Regions from separate parts of the Homo sapiens genome. Here all the other regions are linked to region 1. The links are chromatin loops, found by intact Hi-C in ENCODE. Cell type or tissue: endothelial cell of umbilical vein. All regions are shown on one strand.

Region 1 (8,000 bases):
ACTATTAGAGGATGGAAGGAGGGAGGGAGAAAGGGGGGGCAACTGTTGAATAACTGTTGGATACTATGCTCACTACCTGGGTGGCAGGATCAATTTTTCCCCAAAACTCAGCATCACACAATATACCCATGTAACAAGCTTGCACATGTACTCCCTGCATCTAAAATAAAAGTTGAGGCCAGATGTGGTGGCTCACACCTGTAATCCCAGCACTTTGGGAGGCTGAGACGTGTGGATCACTTGAGGCTGGGAGTTTGAGACCAGCTGACCAACATGGTGAGACCCCCATCTCTACTAAAAATACAAAAATTAGCCAGGCGTGGTGTTGCACGCCTGTAATCCCAGCTACTCAGGAGGCTGAGGCGGAGAATTGCTCGAAGCTGGGAAGCGGATGTTGCAGTGAGCCGAGATCACACCTCTGCACCTCAGCTTGGGCAACGGAGTGAGACTCTGTCTCAAAAAAACAAACAACCCCCTCGTCCCCCCCCGAAAAGAACTAATTTCTCAATTTTTTTCTTAAATAATAGCTAAAGTTCAGGCTAGCCTTGAAATGTTTCCCTCTCTTAATCTGCATGGAGCAACATTATTAGAAGAAACAATTGTTGACAATATATTCCATTCACTGAACTCCAAGGAGTTGAACCTTGCTAATGTTTCAGCTTCAGTTAGGCAGCATGATCACTAGTATTTTTAAAGAATGAATTTCACACATTCTCAATCATTTTCATTGCTCTGTGAATGGAAGCAAATCATTGGGGTTCAGAATATTGTTCTGCCAACAAAATAATTTACGTTGCCAGGAGCTGGAGATCCTAAAAAATAACAAATAACATTTGCAGGCCAAACAACACAGTGCACCTAAAGAATTTTCTGTATTTTATTCTAAGTCAGGCTTGTAATTTCTCATACCAAAGCATCTCAGCAAAGGCCAGAAAGGGGATTTGGGAAAGCCAAATGAAGCTCACACCGTCCCTTTGCTTTTAAGCCTACATAGATACCAAGCCAGTTTTCAATATTTCTTTGGCCCTTGTTACTCTGTTAGAGCCATTTACTATTTCTGATCTGTGCTCAGCACAGAAATGGCAGGCCTGATCCAGCAGATCCATAACATTTTGAAATCGTGAGCTCTGTTTATTAAAATGTCTGGTCACCTGGGTGATGAGGCAGGGGAGGATAGACTGTCAGATAAAATAAAGACATGCATGGGACATTACGAATCCTAACAATGATTTGGTGATGTGCGCCTGTGGTCCCAGCTACCATCCCAAAGTCAAATTTAACTGGGAATTTTATTTTTTATTTTTCTAAGAATTAAAGCAAACAATCTATTTTGAAGTAACTCAGATATGTTTCATTTGTTACATCTAGTTATCTTGAAACACAGTAACCTTGGCTGGGTGGGGTGGCTCAGGCCTGTAATCCCAGCACTTTGGGAGGCCGAGGTGGGTGGATCACCTGAGGTCAGCAGTTTGAGCCCAGCCTGGCCAAAATGGTGAAACGCTGTCTCTACTAAAAATACAAAAATTAGCCGGCCATGGTGGCGGATGCCTGTAATCCCAGCTACTCCGGAGGCTGAGGCAGGAGAATTGCTTGAACCCGGGAGGTGGAGGTTGCAGTGAGCCGAGATCGTGCCATTGCACCACTCCAGCCTGGGTGACAGAGCCAGACTTTGTCTCAGAAAAAAAAAAAAAAAAAAAAAAAGTAACTTTGGTATAATGGTTGAAGAAAAAGGAGAAGCAATGTAAGCATAAATGCCTGAACATTTTACTCTTTTATCAATAAACATTACTAGAATGCGATGCATTTGAATCCATGCTTTTTTCCAAGGAAAACCTTCATTCTATCTTCTGCTTCCTGATATCGAAGCTGGATCTTATTACAAGGGTAGGATGCACCATGGAAAGCATGCCTAATTTTTTTGTTCGTTAGTCTTTTTGAGATGGAGTTTCACTCTTGTTGCCCAGGCTGGAGTGCAATGGTGCGATCCCCGCTCACTGCAAACTCCGTCTCCTGGGTTTAAGCAATTCTCCTGCCTCAGCCTCCCGAGTAGCTGGGATTACACGCATGTACCACCATGTCCTGCTAATTTTGTATTTTTAGTAGAGATGGGGTTTCCCCATGTTGGTCAGGCTGGTCTCGAACTCCTGACCTCAGGTGATCCGCCCACCTCGGCCTCCCATAGTGCTGGGATTACAGGTGTGAGCCATCACACCCAGCCCATGCCTAAACTTTTTAAACTACAGAAGGAAAGCTGATCTTCATCAGTTAGATCTCTGCATTATGCAGACTGACCACTGTGTTATTATATATAACATGGTGAAAAACACTGTTACATATGGCTTGTTGATAGCCCCACCTCAGTAATTTAGTTAAGCTTTAGATAGTCTGTTAACCACAAAGGCAGCATTTGATGTCAGGTCAAAAATCAGATCCAACTATGATTTTGTGGTTGATAGTTCAGAGAATGCTCTACAACAAAGGAATTGAGAATGCAGTGTGACGATATCTTTCTAACATTTAATTCAGGGAAAATGTCATCGCCAGCACAGCTTAACATTAACTGGGCATTTTAAATTTTTATCTGCTCACCTGGCAAATCTAATTACAGCACTGGTAAAATTACACCCTGGAATAGAAAAACTGTAGCCTAAGTCACATGGTGAAGGACAGGTATGTGTGAGAGAGAAAGGGGAAAGAATGAGCTTTAGAATTATTCTGATTTGGGCTTGATTTCTGACCCTCTACTTGATCATGTGACCTTGGGCAGTGTGTCTGAGCAGTTCCTCCAGGCTTGCTTTCCCCCTCCCATCTGTAAAATGGGCGTCTATTTTACAGATGGGAGAAAGATATCTCCTCTGGTTATTTAAGATGAAGTGTTAACTCAGTGCAGTGCAGTTCTGAGTCATATTGGAGTCTGACGCAAAAGGAAAAATCGGTAATACTGAACTCGTATTTATATAAAATTTTGACTTTTTTCAATTTTATTTATTTTTGAGACAAGATCTGGCTCTATCACCCAGGCTGGGGTGCAGTGGCACGATTTCGGCTGACTACAGCCTCAACCTCCCAGGCTCAAGTGATCCTCCCCCAGCATCCTGAGTAGCTGGGATCATACGCGCACATCACCACACCCAGCTAAATTTTGTGTTTTTTTTTGTAGAGACGGGGTTTCACCATGTTGCCCAGGCCGATCTCAAACTCCTACACTCAAGCAATTCACTCACCTCAGCCTCCCATAGTGCTGGGATTACAGGTGTGAGCTACTGTGCTGGGGTGACATTTTTTTAATCATGGGAAAAAATTGCGTGAAGTTGGATTTTTTCAAAAGACTGCATTGAAATATTATTTATCTTGTCAACCACGTTTTCGGGTGCGCTCTTAAAATTTGCACTTCGGCAGGTACCTCACTCATTTAACCCTAAGCCTGGCCTTGGCACTCAATGACTGTTAAATATTAATATTTAATGTTTGTATTTAATTTAATTAATATTTAAATGAAACAATGTTAAATGTTATTAACCCTCTTATATTCCATTTCCTTGTAGTATCCCATTAGAAACAATAAGGACAACAAACATTTATAAGGGCTCACTTTGTCCCAGGCACTGTGCTAAGCTCCTGAAGTACATCATTTTGTTGAATCCTTAAAATTTTAGGAGATTGTTACGATTATTTCCACTTTATAAAAAGTGACATTTTTAAAAATTTAAGCTACTTCCCCTAGAAGACATAGCTAGTAAATGGAGTTGATGGGCATTAGAAATTAAGTTTTGTTTGCTTTTTTCTGCAGGGCTGCTGAAACTTGTTTGTACACCTCGTGTTGAATTAAAGTATGAATTCAGACTCAGCAACTCCTGCCTGCATTAACCCAGATAGGCCTCTAGGTGTCCTCATTGACCAAGCTCCAGAATTCTAGGCCAGAGAAAAACTACTTTTAGAAAAGGGTTTCTCAAATAGTTGTGTGACATGGAAGTGCACATTTATGAGAAATATAGCAGCGTTGAGTGTCCGTGTGAGATGGTGATCATGACTCTAAAATAAAATAAATCTGCTTGCTTATGTGATTTTCTCTATGAATATTCAGCTCCTTGGCTACAGGTTGATCGCTGGATTTTAATACAGTCCTAAAGGACTGAGATTTTGATTGGCTGCAAATAGATTTGATGGATGGATGGATTCTTGACCAATGTTATGTAGATGTGATGGAACCCAAATGTTTGTTTTAAGAACCTTTAAAACTGTGCCCACTTAGTCCAAATTGTAACAGATTTCTAAATAAATAAAAAGAAGAAAGAAAAGGTTTTCTCAGGCGTTTTTCAGGTTTCTCAGGTTTTCTCAAGAGTTTGAGTTTTCTTAAACTCTTTCAGGGGAGTTTCTATATATTCTGTGCATGATTACAGACCAAACTGGGCCTGTCCTAGAAGGTTTTCAGTCTGAAGAAAGCTCTGGGATCAAGCAGGGCCAACTTCTCTGTGGATGGGAAGGATATGACACCCATTTGCTCAGCCTACAATCTCCAAGGGTGTGGGGTTTCTCAAACATCTATTATTGTGCTACTTACTCCTGAGCAGGGGCCTGGCAACTAGGTTTCCTGGGTGTCTTGAATCTACAGGACATGTCCTGTTTTAATGATTTTGCTTGGTGTCCTGTATGGATTTTTTTTCCAGGATGCCTTAAATGTCCTATATTCAGCTTTTTAAAAAATTAAGTTACAAAAATTTGGTGGTTAGAGCTATTTTTCAAATTTAATTGGCCTCCGGTATTTGCATTTGTTAAATCTGACCGTCCTACTGGCTGGCTTGTTTGCATTCATATGAACATAGAAAAGGTAGGGACCTGTCTTTGAGCCAGCAGCAGGGCTGTCCTAGGACAAGCCTCAAGTGCTTGTCCTAGTCCTGACTAAGCAGAAGAGCTGTAGCTGAACTGTTAGGAAAATGCCTTAATCAGTTTGATTCCTCAGGTTAGACCTGTGTGAAACCTCCCTGCACAGTGGACTCCAGAGTGGAACAAATTCATGCTTTACAAAGTTTCTGTCTTATACATTTGTGAATTGGAATCCAGGCCTGTGTACCTTCTAGCTATGTAACTTGGGCAAACTACTTAACCTTCTTGAGCTTCTGTTTGGAATTAATAATTGCAAACTTGCTGTGAGGATTAAACAAGAAAAAAGTGGCCGGGCATGGTGGCTCACACCTGTAATCACAGCACTTTGGGAGGTCAAGGTGGGAGGATCACTTGAGGTCAGGAGTTCGAGACAAGCCTGGCCAACATGATGAGACCCCGTCACTACTAAAAATACAAAAATTAGCCAGGTATGGTGGTGCATGTATGTAATTCCAGCTACTCGGGAAGCTGAAGTGGAAGTATCACTTGAACCCAGGAGGCAGAGGTTGCAGTGAGCCAAGATTGTGCCACTGCACTCCAGCCTGGGCAACAGAGCAAGCCTCTGTCTCAAAAAATAAATAAATAAAAATAAAATAAAACTAAATAAATAAATAAGAAAAAAGTGTTCCCAGTACCTACAGCAGTGCCTGAGACGTGAATCAGCCCTCAACAATGATGAGTTAGTTTAGTATTGTCATTTCAGTGGCTAAACTAAGGCAGTGCAAATCCTCCAAACATCATCTTAATATTCAACAACATCTTCTGACTTTTCTCCCTCAGGAAATAGTTTATATCATGAAATACCTTCTAGAGACTTGATGTTATGCTGAGCTGGTTAGGTGCATTATCTTGTTCAGCCCACACAATATCCTTGTGAGATATGTACTAGAGAGGAAACTGAGGCCCAGGGAGGTCAGGAAACTTCCCATAGTTCATATAAGCAGCCAGTAGAAAGGCCAGGAAATATTCCAAGCACAGCAGTCTGTCTCCAGGTCTGCATGACTTCAAAGCCTACACATTTAACCACTATTTTATAAAGATGGGGATGTCTGCTTAGACACCCACTATCAGATCCCTGAAAGGCTTCTTCCATCATAATTGAAGGGCTACTGGAAATGCCCTTCCCAGTCTTGGACTGTCAGTATTCTTGATGATATATTTCTCATCATTGCTTTCCAATCCTTAATCTTTCCTTTTTTCTTTTTAGAGACAGGGTTTTACTTTGTCACCGAGGCTGACGTGCAGTGGTGTGATCATAGCTCACTGTAACCTTGAATCCCTGGGCTCCGGTGATCTTCCCATTTCAGCCTCCAGAGTATTTTGGACTACAGGGGCATGCCACCACTCCCAACTCCTTTTTATTGTTTTGTAGAGACAGGATCTTGCTATAGTGCCCAGGCTGGTCTCAAACTCCTGGCCTAAAGCGATCTTCCTGCCTTGGCCTCCCAGAGTGTTGGAATTACAGGCTTGGGCCACTGTACCCAGCCCTGATCTTCTTATGAAGCCATTTTCTTCTGAAAATGAGGAGGGTCACATAGAGAATGGTTTCTCTGGTGAAGTTATGTGTGTGTTGGGAAGAAGAGGCCAGGTGCTGTGATGCTCATCTAGTTAACTACATCTCCTGTCTTCCAAGTACATTCCTTAAACAAACACCACTGCTCCTTTCCTCCAGCCTGTCTGCACAGGTAATTCCAGCCCAGTCAGTGTTAATGGGCCCTGCATCAGGAATATCTTCAAGCCATGCCCTGATCAGGAGTGTTGCAATTGCACAGCTTGAAAATCCACCAGCTGCAGGCTGCCCTAGGCTGTCTTTTCTTCCCCTGGTTATTTTCACCCTGCTAGTCTGATTTCCAACCTTCCCTTTGACCTTCCCTCTTTCTTCCTCCACAGGCCTACTTTAGTTGCTTCTTCCCTTCCCTTTTCATTTTCATTGATTTCCATTTAAGAGAGGTGGTTGTTGAGCAATTGCTGTTTTCTTTTTTTGGTTTTATTTTGTTTTTGAGATGGGGATTTGCTCTGTCACTCAGGCTGGAGTGCAGAGGCATGATCATGGCTTACTGCATCCCTGACCTCTTAGGCTCAAATGATCTCCCACTTCAGCCTCCCAAATAGCTGAAACTACAGGTGTGCACCACCATACCTGGCTCATTTTTTATTTTTTTGTATAGACGGGGTCTCACTATGTTGCCCAGGCTGGGCTCAAACTTCTGGGCTCAAGCAGTTTTCCTATGTTGGCCTCCCCAAGTGCTGGAATTACAGGCATGAGCCACTGCACCTGGTGAGCAATTGCATTTTTATAATGTCATGGTTAATAAAGAACATGATGGCCAGGTGTGGTGGCTCATGCCTGTAATCCCAGCACTTTGGGAGGCTGAGGTAGGCAGGTCACGAGCTCAGGAGTTTGAGACCAGCCTGGCCAACATGGTGAAACCCCGTCTCTACTAAAAATACAAAAATTAGCTGGGCGTGGTGGCGGGTGCCTGTAATCCCAGCTACTAGGGAGGCTGAGGCAGGAGAATTGCTTGAACCCAGGAGGCAGAGGTTGCATTGAGCGGAGATCATGCCATTGTACTCCAGCCTGGGCAACAGAGCAAGACTCTGTCTCAATCAAATCAAATCAAATCAAATCAAATCAAATCAAATCAAATCAAATCAAATAACATGAGATGTGGAGCCAAACAGACGTAGGTTTGAATTTTAGCTTTACCACTTACTTACTGTTTGGCCATGTAACCAAAGGAATATTAAACTTTCTGAACCTCCCTTTTTATATCCTCATCTGGGGATAAGACCATTTTTCTTGCACAGTTGTAGGGAGAATTAGATGGGTAATGTATGCCTGTAACCCACTGTTTATGGTGAGAAGTAAAAAATGGCAGCTTTCTGTCTTCTTACCTTGATAGATTTCTTTAATCCTGGCATAATAATCTGTCTTCACATTCTTTTAGTTTCTAAAACTGGCCAAGCTTCTCCTGGCTTTACAGCCTTGGCGAATGTTATATGTCATTCTCTTAAACCCTAGAGAGCTTCTATTCTTTTTGCTTAATTGTATCTTCTCTTACCAATCCTCAAGTCTAAGCTTAAGCATCACCTTTCCAAAGGGGCCCATTGTGTCC
Region 2 (8,000 bases), 130 kb after region 1:
CGGGAGGCTGAGGCAGGAGAATCACTTCAATCCAGGAGGTGGAGGTTGTGGTGAGCCAAGACTGTGCCACCGCACTCCAGCCTGGGCAACAAGAGTGAGACTCTGTCTCAAAAAATAAAACAAAACAAAAAAACAAAAACAAAAACTCTAATATACAAAATGGGATTAATGGCAGATTAGATTGCAAAAAACAGATGAGGGAAACTGAAGACAAAGCAAGAGAAACTATACAAGATATCATATTCCCCCAAATCCCCACAAATGCAAAGCATTACTATGTGACAAGTTCAAGTGGCCAAGCGTATGTGTAATTGGGCTTTGCAAATGAGGCATACATGAGGCCAAAAAAAAAAAAAAAAAACCTGAAGAAATAACGGCTAAAATGTTTCCGAATTTGATGACAACTATAAGCCAAGATGCTCAATAAATGCCAATGACACACACACATACACAAACACATGAAGAAAGCTATACCAAGGCACCTCATAATAAAAATCCTCAAAGCAGGCCAGGCACAGTGGCTCATGCCTATAATCCCAGCACTTTGGGAGGCTCGAGGCAGGTGGATCACCTGAGGTCAGGAGTTTGAGACCAGCCTGGCCAATATGGCGAAACCCCATTGCTACAAAAAATACAAAAATTAGCCGGGTGCGGTGGTGCACACCTATAGTCCCAGCTACTCGGGAGGCTGAGGCAGGCGAATTGCTTGAACCTGGCAGGCAGAAGTTGCGGTGATCTGAGATGGCACCACTGCACTTCACCCTGGGCAACAAAGCGAGACTCCATCTCAAAAAGAAAAAAAAAATAATTGCTCAAAGCAGAAAAAAGAAAAAAGAGAAAAATTTAAAAGCAGCTAAAGAAAAAGATATTCCATACAGAAACACAAAGATAAAGATGACAGCAGACTTCTCATCAGAAACAATGCAAGCAAGAAGATAGTGAATCAGTATTTCTAAAGTACGGAGAGAGAAAAACTGCCAACAAGAATCCTATATCATGTGAATTATCTTCTAAAACCAAAGGCAAATAAAGATGTCTTCAGGTACAAGCTGAAGGAATTCACCACTAGTATGCCCACACTATAAGAAATGCTAAAGGAAGTCCTCCAGGCAGAAAGAATCATAACAGACAGAAATATTAACCTACACAAGTGAATGAAGAGCAACAGAAATGCTAACTCCATGGGTAAATATGTAAGACTTTTGGTACTGTTTAAATCTCTTTAAAGTTAATTGAATATTTACACAAAAATAATAATGTCATGTGCATCTGTAACTTATCTAAAAGTAAATTGTATGACATCAATCGCATAAAGGCTGAGAGGAGAGAAATGGAAGTATACTACTGTAAGATTCTTATGCTACATGTGAAGTGGTATAATATCATCTTGAAGGTAGACTTGATAAGTTAAAAATGTGTATACTATAAACCCTAAAGTAACCATGGAAACAACAAAGAGTTATAGCTAATAATCCAACAAAAGAGGTAAAATGAACACATAACATGCTCAATAACCCTAAAAGAAGGCCTGGAAACAGGTATACAGTCTGGATAGGGAATTCTGAGATTCCCAGGCATTGAGATCAGAACGTACAAGGGAGGAGCCAGGCTCCACTGGGCATCTCTTGGCCCATGGCTTCCCTTCCCTTCCTCAGGAAGTTGCTTGAGAAGACCACAGTGAAGGCTTTTAAAGCTATGCTAGTCTGCAAAGAGAAAAAACAAAAAACTGAGAGTGTTTAAAAACTTTTTTTGTTTTATTCTTGTTTTTGAGACAAAGTCTAACTCTGTCGCCCAGGCTGGAGTGCAGTGGCACAATCTAGGCTCACTGCAACCTCTGCCTCCAGGGTCCAAGTGATTCTCCTGCCTCAGCCTCCCGAGTAGCTGGGATTACAGGGGCACACCACCACGCCTAGCTAATTTTTGTATTTTTAGTAGAGATGGGGTTTCACTGTGTTGGCCAGGCTGGTCTCGAACTACTGACCTCGTGATCCACCTGTCTTGGCCTCCAAAAGTGCTGGGATTACAAGCATGAGCTGCCATGCTCGGCCGTAAAAACGTTTATAGCAATTTGACATGGCTGTAACATCCCAGCATGGGATTATTTTTCTAGCAATGCATGTTTATTGAATTTTATAAAAGTGATCTGTCCTTGATTCATTAGATAGAAATAAAAAACAATAAAAGAAAAACCCTGTCCCTTACCACAGATAACTGAGATACTGCTTGAAAATATGTGGCTGTGAGCAGCTTTCCTTGCCTAGATTTAAGGTGGCACATGTGTGCAGGGATCAGAAGGCAGAAATTGAACCGAAATAATAAGGCTGGTTTTGAATTACTGTAAGTGTAGGGCATACCTTATTTAAAAAGATTTCTGGCCTAGACGTTTTGATTATGATCTGATTGATCCATCTTTCTGTCTTTCTGGGTCACTCTGTGTCGATTATTTGCTGGATTTAAAGTAGTAGTGATTGTGCATATGCAGGATTCCCGTGCAGATGGTTGTCTTTCCCACTCAGAATTTGAGAAAAGATACCATTTGTGTATGTGTGTAGTTGGGGGGTAGGACATATTCATGGAAAAGATTGTGGCCTTTTTTTTTTTCTTAGTTTGAATGCAAGAAGAGAGGCAAAACCATTTCTTCCTGTCATCCCAGTCGCTCTGGAGGCATCCAGTGAACATGACAAACGGGGCACCTACCTTGTGCACACAGGCCTTTGCATTCAGGAAAAACAGCTCCACGGTGGTTTTATCCTTTAAAAACGATATGCTCTCAATGTAAAACCTGAAAAACAGCAGAGGAGTTTGTTCCTTCAGATTTATTTTCACCTCTCAGCATTCCTCATTCAGTGTTCCCCAAAAGCAGGGCAAGAATTTTGAGAAACCTGAGGAAGGTTGTGCTTTCTTTTCCGTTTTAAAAGAAATATGCACCGCACGTATTTATGTGATGGATGTATGTGTATGTATACCTAAAATCTCTTTCAGGATGTTTTTGTGTCTTGGAAGGTGAGTTAAAGAGAAACCCCAAATGGTATTCAACCAAAAACAAACAAAAACAAACGTTTATCTGTGTTGCTTATTCTTTGAAACATGTTCTGGGAGTTCATAATACCTCAGACAGCTTCAAAACAAAGCGCAGATGAACTAGGAGTTGAAAGCTGAAGTCGGCTGAGCAAGCACTACCTAACCGAACCCCAAAGCCTGCTTGAGGCTCGGGGGTTTTTAGACGGAGGGGCCTGAGGGCCCCATGCCTACCTGACCCCCATTCACTGGGTGAGTTTCCATCACACTTTTCAATCACTCCTTTCTTCCTTCCCATCCTTCCAGGCCCTGGGTTTTCCTTTGGCTCAAAGCCAGGCTCTCAGCAGCCATCAATCTTGGTCTTTTCTCATGCAAATCAGGGTATTCTGGGCCTCACTGCCCCACTCCCTTTCTAGGATTTTGCTTGTTCAATCTGTGAAACCACAGGTTGCAGGCAGGCCCCTCTCAGGAGCGCTCTGACAGCTCCCGGGTGGGGAGGAGGCTGAGTCTTTAACAACTCTGTTTTCATAATCCTGTACTGATGAGGCCGGCTTGCAAAGGCTGGCACTCTGTGGTGTGCGAGTGGGCAAGCTGGGGCCCCGAAGTTTTCCTCAAGTTCTGGAGCATTGCTTGATTAATAATCATGAAGAGCCATCAAGCCCCAAGACAGCTCACTGCTTTGAGTCCGAAAGGGAATTTACTCTCAGATCAGTGAGAGTGAAGGTAAACCAGGGCTAGGAAGTGGCCAGGTGAACCTATCCTTAGCTCTGCGGAATCCTGAGTGCTTGAGCCTTTGCTTCTCTTTTTCTCCCTTTCCACAGTGATGATACCTTTGATAAATAAATGCAGCTGAAAGGGCTGTGAAAGATTTTATCACTGAGATGGTAAAATCATTCGAAACATTCCACCCTTTAATGTTGAGTCATCAACGGAAGTTCCAGAAAGAGAACAAATCCTTTGTATTTTTACTTACAAGCTTTTATCTCACTTGTAAGTGAGGTTAATGAAGATGGAGGAGTGTCAGATTTATGAGAAGAGAAAGTTAAGTACAAAGGTGGTGAAGGAAATGAGGAGTTGGGGGAAAAATAGGTTTTGGAATCCAAAAGATCAAGATGTAGTGTTTCATGTCCACCATTTATTCGCTGTATGGCCTTGGGCAAATTATTTAGTTTCTTTGTGTCTTTTTTAAATTGAATGTCGTGACTGTACTTATCTCTGAGGAAAGAACAGAACTTTTATCTGAGGAATTCCAGTTCTTTCAATTTATCAGGTCTAGAGAGGCATTAAAATAGACAACAATCAAGTCTTACTTCCCTCCTTGAGCTATGTATTTTTCTCCGGAAACTGCTTGCTACTGCCAAAACTAGCTGCACTGGGCACATTAGTGTCCACTGCCCCGGACACTGTAACCCACAACCTGTAGCTCAACAATGGATAGCCAGGCCAGACGCAGTGGCTCACGCCTGTAATCCCAGCACTTTGGGAGGCCGAGGCGGGCAGATCACTTGAAGTCAGGAGTTCCAGACCATCCTGGCCACCATGGTGAAACTGTCTCTTACTAAAAATACAAAAATTAGCTGGGCGTGGTGGCGGGCGGGCACCTGTAATCTCAGCTACTCCGGAGGCTGGGGGAGGAGAATCACTTGAGCCTGGAAGGTGGAGGCTGCAGTGAGCCAAGATTATGCCACTACAACTGCAGCCTGGGCAACAGAGGGAGACTCTGTCTCAAAAATAAAACAAAACAAAAAAAACCCAAAAAACAACGTATAGCCAATCACTGATCAATGTTATTTCTGTAAACCAAGGAGAATTAATTCCTGACGAACAACTTTTGTAACTGTCCCCTTTCTTGATTTGTCCTTTTTTTCTTTAAACACTTGGACCTCTCCTTACTTCTCCAGAGCACTTCCTAAGGCAACTTGGAAGTGTGTCCTAGGCTGCAGTCCTCAACCTTGTCCCAAATAAGCTTTTTATATTAATTTTGTCTCAGCTTTTCCTTTTGGGTAGACAGTATTCTCCTCTCCCATCAGTCTAGTGTCTTCTACCCTGAGCCCTGCTGCGTGGACTAGGCGAGTCACCTGACTCAAAGGCAGCCAAGATGTCAGGCGGTGAGGTGGCCTGGAAAGGAGCAAGTGCCACTCAACAGATGCTTTTTATACTGCATGATGAATGAGTCAACCAATTGCACATGGTCTCTTAGAGACTTGAGGGGCGGGTGAGGAGGGATTCAGTGGAGGCAGAGAAAGGCACTAAGCAGAAATTACGAGGCAGCAGAAGCCATGAAGTAGAGAGGGACAAGAGTCCACAGCAGGAGTTGATGGACTGAAGCAGGGTAGCCGAGTCACTTGTGATGGCAGACACCAAAGTGAGGCAGACCAGAGGTTGGCTGCTGCTACAGGGCTGAGATGACCCATGTTATACAAGTTTCTGTGCATTTCCAAGAACCTTCCAGTTCAGCTACTTGGTGGTGGCTGTTTCCTGCTTTCTTGGCTTTCCCATGCATTTGTATCCCTATCAATGAAGATAATATGAGCAGGCTTCCAGTGGGCAGCCTAATTAAGGGCGGCAGCAGGATCCCAGCTAACATTTCCCTGAGCTCTTACTGAGGTGCCTGCAATGTGCTAAGTGCTTCCCGATTGTTCTCTCATTTAATTATCACAACTGCCTTGGGGAGGGACCTATGATGACCCTGATTTCACAGACGCAGACTCTGAGTTTTAGAGATCTGCCTACCTGGTGGGGCTAGGTCTTGGTCTGGGACAATGACTTTGACTCTGTGGACAGTGCTCTTAACCAACATCTCCTCCTGGGCTGCCGCTCCCAGTTCACTCAACTAGCACTCAGCAGGAAGCTGAACCCTTAGTAATTGTGGGCGTCTCAACCATGTAAAAAATAGCAGAAAAATAAGACAAGTGTGACGTTTTCACCAAAATGTTAACATATATAGAAGTACGTGTGTTCTCTATTGCTTCAATAAGCAAAACCATGGCAAAAGACTTACGTTGAAGGATTTTGATTAACCTATGAAACACCTTTTTAAAAGTTAGAGTAGTCTCAGAAGGGGAAGCCCTTTCCAGAGGAAGAGATCTCCCTGCCCTAAAAAAATCCTAGGTCAGATTAGTAGAACTCAACATCTGCCTTCTACTTGAAATTTCTAAGATTATTTTTTTCCTTCACTTTTAATTACTTCAATAGACTTCTCTAACAGGGACTGTATTAAAAACACGGGGTCAATGAATTTTCACACACAACAAAGCTCATAAGAATTTCTTAATATTATTTAAAATTTAGTCTTCACTTGTATTTTCCCATTGCCTCCAAAACTTATAAAAAAAAGAGTTCTGTGATTGTGACATTTAATAAGTAAAGCTGCACTGGCCTATGGCAACAGTCACATATGCAAAAGTCGTAAGGATCACTGGCTGGATATAAATGAGTGATGCTGACCAGATGGGTGAGACCTGCTTGGGGGACACTGGGACACATTTTTTCTGCTCTACTAAAACTCCTTCATCATGGTGTGGGTAGGTGACCCAAGCTAGGCCAGTCAGCTTCTCACCCTGGAGAATAAACTTGATTAGAATGACCTAAAGATCAAAGATGGTTGGAGCCTATTTATTCTGCTAACAGCACTCTGATGAAATTGTCCCTTGGTTTCTGCTCCCTAGATCCCTGCAGAAGCCCTCATCCCTGTGTTTTCTGAGTCTTTGTCAATTCAGTTTTCCTTCCGTTTTGTTTGTTAGCCACAGGTAGTTCTGTTGCTGGCAACTAAAGAACCCAAGTTAATAGAGGGCTTCTTCCATGCTAGGGATAATACAAAGTGCTCTACAGGAATCTCTTTTTTTTTTTTTTTTTTTTTTTCCATCTTTGGTACCACCAGATGCAGTAGGCAACAAATTATGAGCCCATTTTACAGATGAGAAAGCTTAGATACAGAGATGTCAAGTCTTCTTCTTTAGGCCATACAGCTAGCAAGTAGTGGAGCCATGACTCAAACTGAGGTCTGTTAGACTTCTAAGTTCATATTCCAAGTCAATATGATATAATGCTTTCCTACAATAACAATCAAAATGAAATATAACATGTACAGAATGCTGTGGGGGCCCACCAGCCTGAGGCAATTAACTCAGCTTATGAATTAAGGGGAGAATGCTGCCAAACTGAAATCCATAGAACTAAGCACCACAGGAGAGGGGACAGTTGAGCTGAGTCTTAAAGAATGCATGAGTTCACCAGGTAACAAAGGTAGGAAGGGCACTCAGGCGGATAGCATATTAGCCAAACTAATCCTCCTGCTAGTCTTTGAGCCCTGAAGAAACCGCATACAGGTTGCTGGGTAGCTTGGCACCAAATCAATTTGTAGCGCATCCAACTTTGAACAGATACCTTTGTATTAGAAACTGGGTTCACCTTGTTTTTGGAGTCCAGGCCCCTGACTACATCCTAGTCCCAGTAAACAGGTCCCTATCTTATTTCCCACTACTTTCTGGCGACCAGCCCTGGTGCCTCCTGCCTAGGCATCAGATTACCAGCTTTCTGAATCCACAATTCCATCTCTCCCTCAAGGGGGCCATTGTAATGGCTTCATATTTATGGAGTGTATGAAAAATACATATGGGCTTTGGGGAAAATGGCTCTTCAGGCACACCTATCAACACAAACCATGAACTGAAAACAAAATCTAGGGCTTCTTAATGACATGAAATGGACTATCCCAGATTCATAAAGACCTTTTTTTCAGCCTTTTTTTTTTTTTTTTTGCAAAAGGATACTGTTTCCTTTTTGCATGCTTACTGTGAGCGATTTCACTAAGGTTTTCTTAAGTTGAAGCCCATGGTTAATTTTTCAGCTTCGGAAAGAACCCAGGCTTTTTGAATAGGCACACATTTTGGAGACAAACCTCGGCTTCACAAGTGTAATTTCTTGAGAAGAGAATTTGCTCAGGAAGGTTTTGTCACTGTTATTTGGGCTCCTCCCATTAG
Region 3 (8,000 bases), 82 kb after region 1:
TGAAAAAGTTCTGGAGATTGGCCGTACAACATAAACACGTCCAGGCGTGGTGGCTCACGCCTGTAATCCCAGTACTTTGGGAAGCTGAGGCGGGTGGATTGCCTCAAGAGTTCGAGACCAGCCTGGCCAACATGGTGAAACCTTGTCTCTACTAAAAATACAAAAAATTAGCCAGGTGTGGTGGTGCGTGCCTGTAATCCCAGCTATTCAGGAGGCTGAGGCAGGAGAATCGCTTGAACCCAAGAGGCGGAGGTTGCAGTGAGCCGAAATCATGCCACTTGCACTCCAGCCTGGGCGACAGAGCAAGACTCTGTCTCAAACACACACACACACACACACACCCAACATAAACATTACTTAACACTACCAAACTCTATTCTTAAAAATGGTTGAGATGATAAATTTTATGTATATTTTACTACAATTTAAAAAAATTTATTCTTAAATCTAGAGTTAGAAAAAGGATACATAGGCCAGGCATGATGGCTCATGCCTGTAATTTTGGGAGGCCGAGGAGGGTGGAACCCAAGGTCAGAAGATCGAGACCATTCTGGCTAACATGGTGAAAACCCATCTCTACTAAAAATACAAAAAATTAGTCGGGCGTGGTGGCATGTGCCTGTAGTCCCAGCTACTTGGGAGGCTGAGGCAGGAGAATTGCTTGAACCCGGGAGGCGGAGGTTGCAGTGAGCCAAGATAGCGCCACTGCACACTCCAGCCTGGACGACAGAGCAAGACTCTGTCTCAAAAAAAAAAAAAAAAAAAAAAAAGAACACGTAAAAGAAAAACAATCAATGCAGATAATGTTTTCCTACAAAAGAATGGAAAGTCAAAGAAATGTGTTTCTCTTCTGGGAAACTTCCTACTAGACAAGTGAAAAATTATTTATGGTCAACTTGAAGCCCCAACTCTTTAATCCTTCTTCCTGTATGTGTGATTCAATGTGTCTTTCCTGATCACACAAAAAAATGGATTAACCGCATTAGCCATCTGAACACAGATAAGAAGACTGTATTGTTATGTGTTATGTTATCACTTAGTGTGTTTCCAGAAACAAACCAAAAGGCCTGGAAATGCTTATCAGCGGGGGAATGTAGAATTCTCCCTCAACAATGTCGTCTCACAGCTCCTGTAGACTCTGGATGGTTTGCACTTTGAGAAGTGGAAGTAGTTCATGTCATGCTACTTTCTATTCCTACCGAATGCCACGCATGCCTGTGTCTCAGCCAGCCGCTACCTGAAGAGGCCAAGTATGCTGAGTTTCATTTCAGGACCAAGTAGCTATGATGGGTGTAACGGCCTGGTCCACTCCAGTGGAGAAAGAAACTGAGAACTCAAATGGGTCAAGAGAGTTACTTCCTGTATAGGACTGATCCTATGTGGTGTTAGTAACTGTCTAAAGATGTATTAAGGTGGGACTTAGGGTTTTTGTGTTCATTTAGTTGCATCAGGTTTTTTTAAGCTGTGAAATGCAAGGGGTTTTGAAATGCAAAATACTTAAGCTGTGAAATGCAGAAGCCTGACTCCTACTCTGATTCTATGGTTCATAGAGTAGAGTGTGTGGTCCAGCAAGAGGCTGAAATAAGAGTGGAAAATGCTGCTTATGTGTCCCCTTCTGGGAGATTCATAGCGCTCATGAGCAGATTGAAAACTTAGCCAAGAGAACTTGGGAAACTTTGTTTAACTTTTAACCAAGTATTGTAGAGAGGAAAATCACTTCTCAAGAGTTTTCACAAAAGTGTTTTGTTGATTCATCAAAGGCCCGACCTGAAATAAGACAAAAACGTTTCATTTCTGTCAAGTAAGCCTTCTTTATTCTGCTGGCCAGGAAGGTAATGATTCTAACAAATTTGTGTTGGGATACAAAAAAAGAAACTGGTTGGGTGCAGTCGCTCACACCTGTAATCCCAGCACTCTTGGGAAGCCGAGGCTGACAGATTTTCTGAGATTCAGGCGCTTGAGACCAGTCTGGCCAACAAGGTAAAACCCCGTCTCTACTAAAAATTAAAAAATTAGCCAGGCATGGTGGCTAATTTCAAGAAGAATTGCTTGAACCCAGGAGGCGGAGTTTGCAGTGAGCTGCGATTGCACCACTGCACTCCAGCCTGGGCAACACAGCGAGGATCCATCTCAAAAAAACAAAACAAAACAAAACAAAACAAAAAAACCCCCAAAAAACAAAAAAGGAAACCTCTAACAGTGGTAAAATGCATGTGGTTTGGAGCCCTAATTTGCCACTCTCTAGCTATGTGACCTAAATAGTAAGCTACTTAACAGCTACAAATCTCAGTTTTCCTATCTATAACATGGGGACAATGACAGTGCCATCAAAGGGTTGCTGTGAGGATTAAACATATTAATAATAGTAACGATGGCAAATATTGTTTATTGAGACAAAGAAATGGTTCCAGAGAGGCTAGGCAAACTACCCACAGGTACATAACAAGTGGCTGGGCCTGGATTTGAACCCAGGCAGTTAAATTCCAAAACTCCTCTCTTCACTACAGCCTTCCCATTGATTCCAGTGGGTACTCAGCATAGCGCCTTGCCCATGGGAGATGATATTTTTATTATTATCATTGACGGTAAAGACTCTGGAAATGAAATTAGATTTTAGAGCTTTAAGTGCTCCAGAGGTGTAATAACTAAGGGGCAAATTTCTTGAAAGTGTTTTTATCCTCCCTTCCTTAACTACTCTCCAGGGCATCCAAAGAAATTCCTTTCCCATGGGAAATAGCTGCATTTTTTTTTTTTTTTTTTTTTTTTTTTTTTTTTTTTTTTTTTTTTGTAGCACAGCTGTAACTTGTGAATATTCCCTTCCCACTTGAAGCTGGGTGTTAATATACTCTCATTCTGACCCAGCACTGAATTGCAAAATGTAGTCACTCACTTTTTCTTACAAGTAGAAGCACCCTAATCACATAGTTACTTGGTAATTTTCACCTCTCAAAATCTTAGGAAAAAAAAAAAAAGGCCGGGCTCGTTGCTCACCTGTAATCTGTAATCCCAGCACTTTGGGAGGCCGAGGATGGTGGATCATGAGGTCAGGAGTTCAACACCAGCCTGGCCAACATGGTGAAACCCCGTCTCTACTAAAAAATACAAAAATTAGCCGGGCGTGGTGGTGGGCACATGTAATCCCAGTTACTCGGGAGGCTGAGGCAGGAGAATCGCTTGAACCCGGATAGCAGAGGGTGCAGTGAGCCGAGATCGCACTACTGCACTCCAGCCTGGGCAACGAGAGTGAAACTCTGTCTCAAAAAAAAAAAAAAAAAAGCTTTGCTTTTACAAACTCATTTGTGGCTGGCAGCTGGGTGATAAAGCCTTGCCTCCTTGCCGTGTCAGCTTTCAGGAATTCTCTGTTTGTCTGTGTTGTGTTACCCAAGTAGCCTGTTATCTTTGCGGTTTAAGGGCTGACTTGGAAATTCAGACTGTCATCTATTTAAAGAAAATGGAAGTCCCCACTCCACTATTTTAATTAACTTTCAGAGAGCAGGGTTTCCTACTGGTTATGATAATGTTAACTTAAAATACTCTGAAGGGAACACGGCAGGAAACAAAATAAAAAGGGAGGATTGCTGTTTTTAAAGGTATTCTAGGAAGAAGAGTTTGAACAAAGCCATGAAGGCAGATAGCATGGGCCATGCGGAGAAAAAATGAAGAGAGGCATGAGCAGATACTAAGGAGTATGCACAGCAGAGAATGGGAGACTAAATGTGTAATGCCAACCAAATATGGCCTTGAATGCCAGGTTGTGCTGGTGTTGGTGGGCAGGTGTCTGTGTGCAATGAGAAATTAAGAGATTTTTAGAAATAAACAATGATCAAATCTATGTCGTAGGAAGGTAGCTGGAAGTTACGCACAGGCAGTAGTGTGTGGTGGAATCAGAACAGATCTGAGAACTCACCAGCAATGTAACAATCTCTTTGGGCTTAAATTTTACATTTATTACTTTGTTCAATGGAGATAATAGCTAATGTGGTAAGACTGAATGAAATCAGACATGTACATTTAAAATAATGCTGTAGGCCAGGTACGGTGGCTCACGCTTGTAATCCCAGCACTTTGGGAGGCCTAGACGGGCAGATCACCTGAGGCCAGGAGTTCGAGACCAGCCTGGCCAACGTGGTGAAACCCCGTCTCTACTAAAAACACAAACAATAGCTGGGCATGGTGGTGCTCATCTGTAATTCCAGCTACTTGGGAGGCTGAGGTAGGAGAATTGCTTGAACCCGGGAGGCGGAGGTTGCTGTGAGCAACCTCACACCACTGCACTCTAGCCTGGGCGACAGAGTGAGATTCCATCTCAAAAAATAATATATAAAATAACACTGTAATACCCAATTATTAGCTCAACACATAATTCACACACACACACTTTTACAGTCAGGCTGAGTGGGAAGGAATGAGGGCTGAGAAAGTTGCGGTGCTGATCAGCAGAAGGAAATCTGTCTGACAGGTGGGAAAAAGATGGGAAAGGAAAGGGGAAATCCTCAGACAGCATGCAAGAGAGAATGGAGCTGTAATTCAAAGGGAGACAATGGAAGAGGAGCTGGTTTGGAGGCTGGGCTGTTGGTGAGGTCAGCTTCGGAAATGCTGAATTCAAGAAAGAGGTGGATATTCACAAGGAGTGGACCAGAGCAGCCTTAAGAATTAGGTGGTCAGTCATTGTTTTTACTGAAAAAGCCACTTTGCCTAGGAAGGTATTTGGGGACATATTTTGGTCAATGTTTGTTTGTTTATCATGTTTTTTGAGACACAGTCTCAATGCCTGTAGTCCCAGCTGCTTGGGAGGTTGAAGCAGGAGAATCTCTTGAACCCAGGAGGTGGAGGTTGCAGTGAGCCAAGATGGCACCATTGCACTTCAGCCTGGGCGACAGAGCGAGACTCTGTTTAAACAAAAATCCCAGCATTTTGGGAGGCTGACGTGGGCGGATCACTGAGGTCAAGAGTCTGAGACCAGCCTGGACAACATGGTGAAAACTTGTCTCTACTAAAAATACAAAAATTAGCCGGGCATGGTTGTATGTGCCTGTAATCCCAGTTACTTGGGAGGCTGAGGCAGGAGAACTGCTTGAACCCAGGAGGTGGAGGTTGCAATGAGCTGCACTCCAGTCTGGATAACAGAGCAAGACTAAAAATAAATACACACAGATGTTCATCACAGCATTATTTATATTAGCTTTATGGGGAAAAAAAGCTAATATAAATAAGGCCATGATGAACATCTTTTTTCCCATTATTTATATGGGAAACAAGTAATATTTGTAACAATAGGGGAGTCCATCATGTCCATCAATTTGGTAAAATAAGATGGATTACAGGAACTGTTTTAAATACTTTACAAATGCAATATTAATTCATTTAATCCTCACAGCAATCCTATGGAGTGTGTATTATAATTGTAAGTCCCATTTTACAGATGAGGAAACTGAGGCTTGGAGATTTTAAGTAATTTGTTCAAGATTACACAGGTAATAAGTAGCCAAGCTGGCATTTGAATCAGGCTGTCTGGTTCCACAGTCTTTGCTCTAACCACTACAACATTGCCTCATGGTATTTTATTTTGCCTGACTTTCTTTGTGTGTGTGTGTGTGTGTGTGTGTGTGTGTGTGTGTTTTTAGACAGAGTCTTGCTCTGTTGCCCAGGCTGGAGTGCAGTGGAACGATCTCTAGCTCAGTGCAAACCTCCACCTCCACCTCCAGGTTCAAGCGATTCTTGTGTCTCAGCCTCCTCAGGAGCTGTTATTACAGATGTGTGCTGCCATGCACAGATAACTTTTGTATTTTTAGTAGAGACAAGGTTTTGCCATGTTGGCCAGGCTAGTCTCAAACTCCTGGCCTCGAGTGATCCGCCTATCTCGGCCTCCTAAAATGCTGGGATTACAGAAGTGAGCCATTGCACCTGGCCTTGGCTGATTTTCTTTTCTTTTTTTTTTTTTTTTTGTGACAGAGTCCCACTCTGTCATCCAGGATGGAGTGCAGTGGCACCACCTTGGCTCACTGCAACCTCCACCTCCTGGGTTCAAGCAATTATCTCGCTTCAGCCTTCCAAGTAGCTGGGACTACAGGCGTCTGCGAACGTGCCAGGCTAATTTGTTTTTTTTTTTTTTTTTTTTTTGAGACAGTTTCACTCTTGTTGCCCAGGCTGGAGTGCAATGGTGTGATCTCGGCTCACCACAACCTCTGCCTCCTGGGTTCAAGAGATTCTCCTTCCTCAGCCTCCCAAGTAGCTGGGATTACAGGCATGTGCCACCATGCCCAGCTAATTTTGTATTTTTAGTAGAAACAGGGTTTCTCCATGTTGGCCAGGCTGGTCTCGAATTCCCGACCTCAGGTGATCCACCTGCCTCGGCCTCCCAAAGTGCTGGGATTATAGGCGTGAGCCACTGTGCTCGGCACCCGGCGCCTGATTTTCTCAGAAGAGTTTTGTAACAAGGCAGGGTGCGATGGCTTGCACCTGTAATCTCGGCGCTTTGGGAGGCCAACATAGGCAGATCAGCTGGGCCCAGGAATTTGAGACCAGCCTGGGTAACATGGTGAATCCCTGTTTCTACAAAAAATACAAAAATTAGCCAGGTGTGATGGTGTGTACCTGTAGTCCCAGCCACTCAGGAGGCTGAGATGAAAGAACTGATTGAGCCAGGAGGTGGAGGTTATAGTGAACTAAGATCATGCCACTGCACACCAGCCTGGGTGAGAGAACAATGCTCTATCTCAAAAATAAACAAAAACAAAATAAAACAAAAGAAAAACAAAGAGGAGTTTTAGAACAAAACTTTGGAGGAAAAACATATCCTCTCTATTCAGGGGAGAAGATCAGATAGGGAGAGCATGGTAATTTGCAAAATGCTCCCACATGTCCTGAAAACCAACCTGCAAAGCCATTGTTTTGATTAACCCCAATTTACAGATGAGGGAACCGAGGCTCAGACAGGATAAGTGGCCACTCAGAGGGATGTTGCCAGTCTGCGTGATTTCCAGTCCCACGCTCTCTCCACTACTTAGTGTAGTTTGGACAATTTCAAAACAGTGTGCGCCACTTCAACCTCGTGATCACTCAGGAAAACCACCAGGAACAAGCTCGAGTGAAGGCAAAGGTCTGGACTGGGCTTGCCCAGAATTAACTCGCCAACCTTGATGTCCTAGGGCTCAAATGTTTGAACAACTGAAGGACTGTCCCTTTTAGGCCTTCCTTTGCCTCAGGCAAGGGATCTTCCCTAAGGAAGGTTTGTGAAATTACCCTTTCTTTTTCTATTCTCCACCTCCCCCATAACTATAGGTTATTACAGCTTCTTCAGACCAACCTTAGTCTCAAAAGTCTCATCAGAGGTAGATAAGAGACCAGATAGGATGATAGTAATAATGAGGATAATAATAACTAAATTAATAATAATAGCCCAAGGGTGTAGATTACTTGCTATAAGCCAGATGTTGCCCTGGGCAACGTTTACATACATTTGATTCTCATGACAGTTTTATGGGAAAGGTACCATTTTACCGATGAGGAAACTGAGGCTCAGAGGGTGTCAGTCACAGCCTTGACTGGGGCTAAGTGGGGAAGGTGGGTTAGCAATCCATTGAGTGTGAGCTTTTGGGCCCTGAAACCCTCATTTACAAATTGACTTTAGAATCACCTCCCGTATGATTTCTTATCCAGGGTTGTTTTTTAAAAATCACCCCCATAAATGACTGTGTTCCTTGCATATCTGATATTCCCAGGAAACGTGGCTTTTCTGGAGAAGACAACAGTAGAGACACAGCAGCTTTTTTCTGAGTCTCACTCCGTCACCCAGGCTGGAGTGCAGTGGCGCGATCTTGGCTCACTGCAACCTTCGCCTCCCAGGTTCAAGCAATTCTCCTGCCTTAGCCTCCTGAGTAGCTGGGATTACAGGTGCCTGCCACCATGCCCAGCTAATTTTCTTTTTTTTGAGACGGAGTCTCGCTCTTTTGCCCAGGCCGGACTGCAGTGGCACTATCTCGGCTCACTGCAAGCTCCAC

What was found. A loop is a pair of places that touch in the nucleus more often than their neighbours do. Peaks named below come from ENCODE experiments on the same cell type or tissue, not always from the same donor. Only the 100,000 strongest peaks of a DNase experiment are listed, where the experiment ranks them.
Region 2: it touches region 1 in a loop (3.0-fold over the local background); 9 of 110 quality-filtered maps call a loop at or near these places.
Region 3: a loop joins it to region 1, with 3 times the contacts of the local background. A loop is called at or near these places in 14 of 110 quality-filtered maps.

Annotation. Positions count from the first base shown.
Region 1 is chr3:69,157,902-69,165,901 of GRCh38, forward strand. No RefSeq gene overlaps it. Among named protein-coding and RNA genes, the nearest start is that of LMOD3, 39 kb to the left of the region's middle. In endothelial cell of umbilical vein, a CTCF peak has its summit at 3,882; a DNase peak (open chromatin) is centred at 3,920; H3K27me3 peaks cover 78 bases.
Region 2 is chr3:69,285,055-69,293,054 of GRCh38, forward strand. FRMD4B (FERM domain containing 4B) reads right to left here. Exons shown (of 23, transcript NM_015123.3): 5 at 2,698-2,782. Among named protein-coding and RNA genes, the nearest start is that of FRMD4B, 97 kb to the right of the region's middle. RefSeq lists an enhancer at 3,110-4,100. In endothelial cell of umbilical vein, no CTCF peak of the experiment used is centred here; DNase peaks (open chromatin) are centred at 3,967, 4,147 and 5,137; H3K27ac peaks cover 2,610 bases.
Region 3 is chr3:69,239,737-69,247,736 of GRCh38, forward strand. The region is part of intron 7 of FRMD4B (FERM domain containing 4B); the gene reads right to left. Among named protein-coding and RNA genes, the nearest start is that of LMOD3, 120 kb to the left of the region's middle. In endothelial cell of umbilical vein, no CTCF peak of the experiment used is centred here; DNase peaks (open chromatin) are centred at 1,045 and 3,375; H3K27ac peaks cover 4,627 bases.